Linked DNA regions of Mus musculus: region 2 is linked to region 1. Evidence: chromatin loops called from intact Hi-C (ENCODE). Cell type or tissue: heart. All regions are shown on one strand. Links, peaks and the distances in the headings refer to the core of each region. The heading gives the core; the rest is flanking DNA.

Evidence for each region. Peaks named below come from ENCODE experiments on the same cell type or tissue, not always from the same donor. Only the 100,000 strongest peaks of a DNase experiment are listed, where the experiment ranks them.
Region 2: it touches region 1 in a loop (7-fold over the local background); 2 of 42 quality-filtered maps call a loop at or near these places.

Annotation. Positions count from the first base shown.
Region 1 is chr6:145,932,670-145,935,545 of GRCm38, forward strand. It overlaps Sspn (sarcospan), which reads left to right and starts at 1,453. Exons shown (of 3, transcript NM_010656.3): 1 at 1,453-1,702. The coding sequence starts at 1,505. In heart, for the core only: no CTCF peak of the experiment used is centred there; DNase peaks (open chromatin) are centred at 1,512 and 2,342; H3K4me3 peaks cover 1,489 bases; H3K27ac peaks cover 2,432 bases.
Region 2 is chr6:146,009,606-146,012,512 of GRCm38, forward strand. All of the region lies in intron 2 of Gm32838 (a long non-coding RNA gene), which reads left to right. The region is part of intron 1 of Gm32914 (a long non-coding RNA gene); the gene reads right to left. Among named protein-coding and RNA genes, the nearest start is that of Gm32914, 3.0 kb to the right of the region's middle. In heart, for the core only: a CTCF peak has its summit at 1,177; DNase peaks (open chromatin) are centred at 586 and 1,066; H3K27ac peaks cover 1,534 bases.

The DNA of each region.
Region 1 (2,876 bases), core at 377-2,876:
CACTCCCCACTGGGACTATTTCTTAGTAGCTGCACACTGTACTTTGTCCTAAATGGTACTGCACGAAGGTATACAAAACCTTACCCATTTAAAGTTTGAGAATAGGTTGAGATCGTTTCGGCCCCAAGACCTCTAATCATTCGCTTTACCGGATAAAACTGCGTACGTCGGGAAAAGAGCGAGAGCGCCAGCTATCCTGAGGGAAACTTCGGAGGGAACCAGCTACTAGATGGTTCGATTAGTCTTTCGCCCCTATACCCAGGTCGGACGACCGATTTGCACGTCAGGACCGCTACGGACCTCCACCAGAGTTTCCTCTGGCTTCGCCCTGCCCAGGCATAGTTCACCATCTTTCGGGAAATAACCAGGTTTACCCATCTCTTCTGAGCCTCCTGGAGAGCACCAGATCTATAGCTGCCTGTCCTAGCACATTGCAAGTGCTAAAAGTAGCCCTTAAAGGTTGCCTGGGTGCAACTGTCCATCTCTATCCAGCATGCCAACACCCCCTGGACATTTAGCAAGTGTGAAGACTCACTGGGAGCCTCATAGACACTATTATTTAAACACAGGGTGGTGCACACTTGTGATCCCAGCACTTGGGAGGTGGAGACAGGAGGATTAAAAAGTCAAGGTCTTCTGTGGATACACGGCAAGTCTGAACCCAGCCTGGGCTGCATGGGACAGTCGCAAGATATAAATGAGAACAAAGGGCTTTTAAAGACAAACAAGCATGCGAGGTGTCATGATTAGCCCAGCCTCTCTACAAACAGTTATTTCATTGTTGAGTTTTAATTAATTATTATTGTGTGCAGCCATGTGTATGGTCTGAGAGTCACACGTGTGGAGGTCAAGGGTTCATCTCTGAGGAGTCATAGATAGCTTCCACTGTGGATCCTGGAAATCAAAATGAGGTCAGCAGGTTTTCCCAGCTCAGTCACCTCACTGGCCAGGAACAATTATTTTGAATGCGAGTACCTCAATAAGAAAAGAAGTTTTTTATTTTTCTTTTCTGGTTTTTTGTTTGTTTTTCTCTTTCCTTCCTTCCTTCTTCCTTCCTCCCTCCCCCCTCCCTCCCTCCTTGCTCCTTTCTCTCACCCTCCCTCCTTTCCTCCAGTGCTCCCTCTCTTTCTCCCTCCCTTTCTTCCTTGTCGGTTGGATTACATTAAAAAAAAAAAAAAAAAAAAAAGCTCAATTTAACTTTTGTCAATGACTCCACAGCTTTTATTTAGTGCAGCCGAGCCCATTTTGGATTCAGTGATCTATTAATTAAACACAAGCGGTTTAAGCATTCATCACCTTGTCTTGTACTTCCTGGAAACAAAAAAGTAAAGCAGGCTGGCATTCCCATCACACAGGCCCTGGGCGCCAGGTCCCTGTGCGTTGGCAGTTGGCGACCCCCCTCGGGTCCCCCTCCTGCCAGTGTTTTCCACTTTTGCTCAGCCCAGTCTCAGCAGACTGGGCAGGCCCAGCAGCAAGGCCCAGGCGCAGGCACCACCGAGGGAACATGGGGCGCAAGCCGAGCCCCAGGGCTCAGGAGCTGCCTGAGGAGGAGGCGCGGACCTGCTGTGGCTGCCGCTTCCCGCTGCTGCTGGCACTGCTGCAGCTGGCGTTGGGCATCGCGGTGACCGTGCTGGGCTTCCTCATGGCGAGCATCAGCCCCTCCCTGCTAGTCAGAGATACTCCGTTCTGGGCTGGGATCATTGTAAGCATCAAGTCTGTTCGGCCTAAGCACCAGCGGGCATGCGAGCCGCATGGTGGAGTGGAGACTAACCCAGCTGCATGCGCCCCCACCCTGGCTGCACCCCTAACTGCTTGGAGATTGACTTTGGGCACACTTGGGCTCCCCAGAGGAAGGCTGGGAGCAGGATTCTGGCTTTCGCCTGCCTGAGGCTTCTTGCTCCTCCCAGGGCTCTGACTCAGTCTACAGGGGAGGCCCCGTGGACATCTCGCATAGCCTCAAAGATAACTGCAGGCCCACCCTGTGTGGCTTGGTCCTTGTCTCATTCCCCAGGCCCCACGTGCGTCTGCATAAGTAGCACTGAATGAAGTTCATCCTGGGAAAAGCAGGGTAGGAAAACCTTAAGTTGGAGTTGCCACACTGGCTTTGTTAAACTACAGTTCCCTTGTAAGAGTCATGAATCACTTTCCTAAGGCAGGGCTGGAGACGACTGCAAGCACAGGCTTAATCCACACAGTGTAAGGTGGGCTGAAGCTTTGCTGGCTCCAGTGGAGTTCATTTGGGGTTGTACTAATGCCAGATGCACAGTACTCTGTTGGTGTGTGAGTTCTTGAAAGTAAAATAGATACGGCGTACGGAATACCTACTGTATGCCGGCTCTGCCAGAGATCTCCCCTGTGTTTGTAACTTCACATCTTATGGGACAGTCCTCAAGTTAGAGAAACCAGGCTGGCCCCGCCCAAGGTCATGAGCTGGGAAAGCAAAGGCAGGACTGGCTTCTCTGTAGCCGAATTCTGGCTATGCTAATACTTACCTTATTATCTAAAGCCAATGCTAAATTCTCAGGCTGTCTCGTTTGACCCATGCAACGGTGGGGATTGTTATTCCACTCTGGACACGGGGAAGCCCATTAAGATACCTGACGTCCTCAAGCCCAGAAGGTAAACGTGGCAGAGTCAGGAGAAATGAACATGGCCCCTTGGCCTTCCAGCTCCCCTCTATCCTTACTGTTGCTGACCACACACACACACACACACACACACACACACACAACCCAACATAATTTTGTATGGGACAGAACCTGAAGACACCTGATGCATATTCATAGGTGCAGATATTTTTAAATTAAGATTATTCAAACTCACAAATCTTTGCAGAGTAATTTAAAATGTTTAATTTGTGTACTGAGAATTCCCTT
Region 2 (2,907 bases), core at 101-2,600, 77 kb after region 1:
TAATGTCAACAACAGTTTACCAAAGCTTATGCCTGCCTGCACCTCCCGCTGTTCCCTCTCTGCTCGGCTGGGCACCGCAGCTGCAGGAGACTGGACCCGCTTCCCAGCTCCCAGCATGGGACACGGACACACACACACACACACACACACACACACACACACACGCTCCAAAGCACAAGGAGGAGCGTTGACCTCTTAGGAGATGTCCCCAGAGCCAAAGAGACAGTCGTGGAGTATTATTTCTGTCTCTTCTCACCTTCATCTCTCACCTGTTCCGAACCAGCCATTTGGAATGAGCAGGCTAAAACAGAAATCAACGATTTGTATTATTTTATGCTAGACTATCATTAAGACAGAAGCTTGCTTGCCACCCCAAGGAACTGAGGGTATCAAGCACAAGGCAGTGAACGTTTTTAGAACTATAGCTCCTGTATGGTCACATGGCTTTTTATACTCAGATTTCAGAGAAACGGGCGACATTTCCCACACACACAGGCCAACATCCCGATTCAGCCAGCCACAGAGCACTGCAGGGTGGATGCGTTCCAGTTCACTGGGGTTTGGAACAGCAGCTCTCATCCCCGGAGAAGGGATTCTCTGTGGAGGCTGAACTAGCAGTGTTCAAGCGTGGCTTGTGGCTGGCACGTAGGCCATCGGGGATCATCTGTGCTCCATCCTGCCAGACCAGGGCAATCCTGGGGAGGGCAGGGATTTACTGCCCACACGGGAGCAACAAGAAGCCATTTCTCTCACTCAGCTTCTCGGGCTCCTTTTGTCTGCAAGGACTGCCATTGCCCCAACCAGTTCAGTATCTAACTTATCATGTCTGCATTCTTCCCTAGCAGTCCAGGCCTGTCTGCTACCAGGAACAGGTGCCAAATCGGAGTATGGAATTTTCCCGGCAGGCCTCAGGGACTGCCTGCTGCCAAGGCAACTGTGGTTGGGTCGGGAATACTATCAAACCACAGATCTGGAAAAGGAAGGCCAGGCCACCCTTTCGGCTTGAGTCAGCTCAGGTACAGGCTGTCCCTTGAGGAAAGGCTCCCCTATGCCAAACACAGACAAGGACTGCAAACAAGGTTGGTTCCCACTGGGCAGCTTCCCAGAACTAGGCCAATTCAGGCCCTGTAAGGACAAAGGAGAGAGGCTTTTCTGGGAAGGCCACAGCAGGCTCTGCCCAGTAGGAGCAGCAAAAGCCACATCATTTCTAGGGAAGCCCCAGACACCTGTGTTAATGAGTGTCTGAGGTGAGATGGAGACCTTTGTGGGTGCCAGGAAGAAAAAGAAGCAGAGCTGTGTTGTGTATAGATGTAGTCCTGGAATCAGGACAGCAAGAACAAAGCCAGTGACATCCCAGAGCTGAGGTCAGAAGTCCAAGCTGCTGTGGCCCAGTGTATCGCAAGCACGAGGACCCAAGTTCAGTCTCCCAGAACTCACGTTGAAAAGCTGGGTGTGGTGGCACACACTTGTAATCCCAGAGATGCGGAGGCAGAAGGAGGTGGATCCCTGGGGCTCACTCTCCAGCTAGCCCAGCCTAACCAGTGGACTCAGACTCATGAGAGCCCCAATCTCAAACAATAGCAACAGCAAGTAAAAGCCCTAAGGTGCGCAGCACCTGGGAAATGCCAGCTGAGTTCTGATTCAATGCAGGTGTACAAATGCGTGGTCATTTCTATACAGTGCATGGTTACACATGGCCCACACATGCATGGTCACCCCCTCCCTCCATATATGTATATGTACATCCCTATACAGTGTACTCCCTCTCCCCCTTTCCTCCCCTGCCTCTGTTTGTCTCCCAGCCAAATAGGTAGACATGGAGAAGCAAGTGTTTTGTTTTTTTTTTTCTTTTCTGTGGTGTATATGATATATGTACATGAGTGTGTAGGTTCGTGTACCCTGTGCACCATCAGGTGTCTTCCTCTATTGCTCTTAACCTTATCCCCTTAAGATAGAGTCTCTCACTGGACCAGAAGACCATATTTTTAGCTAGGCTGACTGGCCAGCGGCCAGCAAGCTCTCAGAGTTGACCCATCTCCACCTTTCTGATACCAGTGCTACAAGGCACAGTGCAGTCACATCCAGATCCTCACAAGGGTGCTGCGATTTGAACTCACGTCACTGTGCTTGAAGAGCAAGTGCTCTTACCCACTGAGCCACCATCTCCAAGCCCAGGAGAAGAAGCAAGTTCTTTGGAGCCTGTCAGGAACAGGTCGACACTGCCAGCATTACCCACTAGGGCTCAAGTCTTCTTATCCTGTGGAAGGAGCCCCACCCACAGCCAATATGGTGGGCAGCACAACTGGACAGGTGGGAGACTTGTAACTAGCTTTCTTTTCTCTTCCTGGGCCCTGAGAACTTGGCTGTGATTCTAAGACCACTTCCAAGGTGGTGAGGCCATTGAGGGGCCATCAGCTTGGGAACAGGAAGGTCCACCAACCCCTGCTGTGGCTTTGATTGTTAGAGGTGTTACTTAGCCTGGCTTCACACTCTCTTCTGATGCTTTTCCTCATTTTTTTTTTTTTTGTACATTTCTTTAATAGGATTAAGAGGTTTCTGACTTAAAGCCTAAAATTGCTCTTAGGATGAAAGGCAGATTCTGTGGCTGTACGGGCAGCACGGTGTCAAACCCCCTTCTGCTGGCAATGATGAGGTTTCCTCTCTAGTCACCACGGAAAGGTAGAGGACGATGTACCTGGCCAATAACTTTTGCGCTATTCTTTGGTGTTATTTTATTTCCCTAATGGATAAAAGTGTTGATCCTTTTTCTTTTTTTCTTCAAATGTCTCTCTTTGGTTTATATGCCTCCTTCTGAGAGCTGTTAGTCTGTTTACTGGTGGGAATATTTGGAGGTTTGGGGTTCTTTATACGCCTAGGGATGAGCCTCTTGTCAGACACACAGTCGGC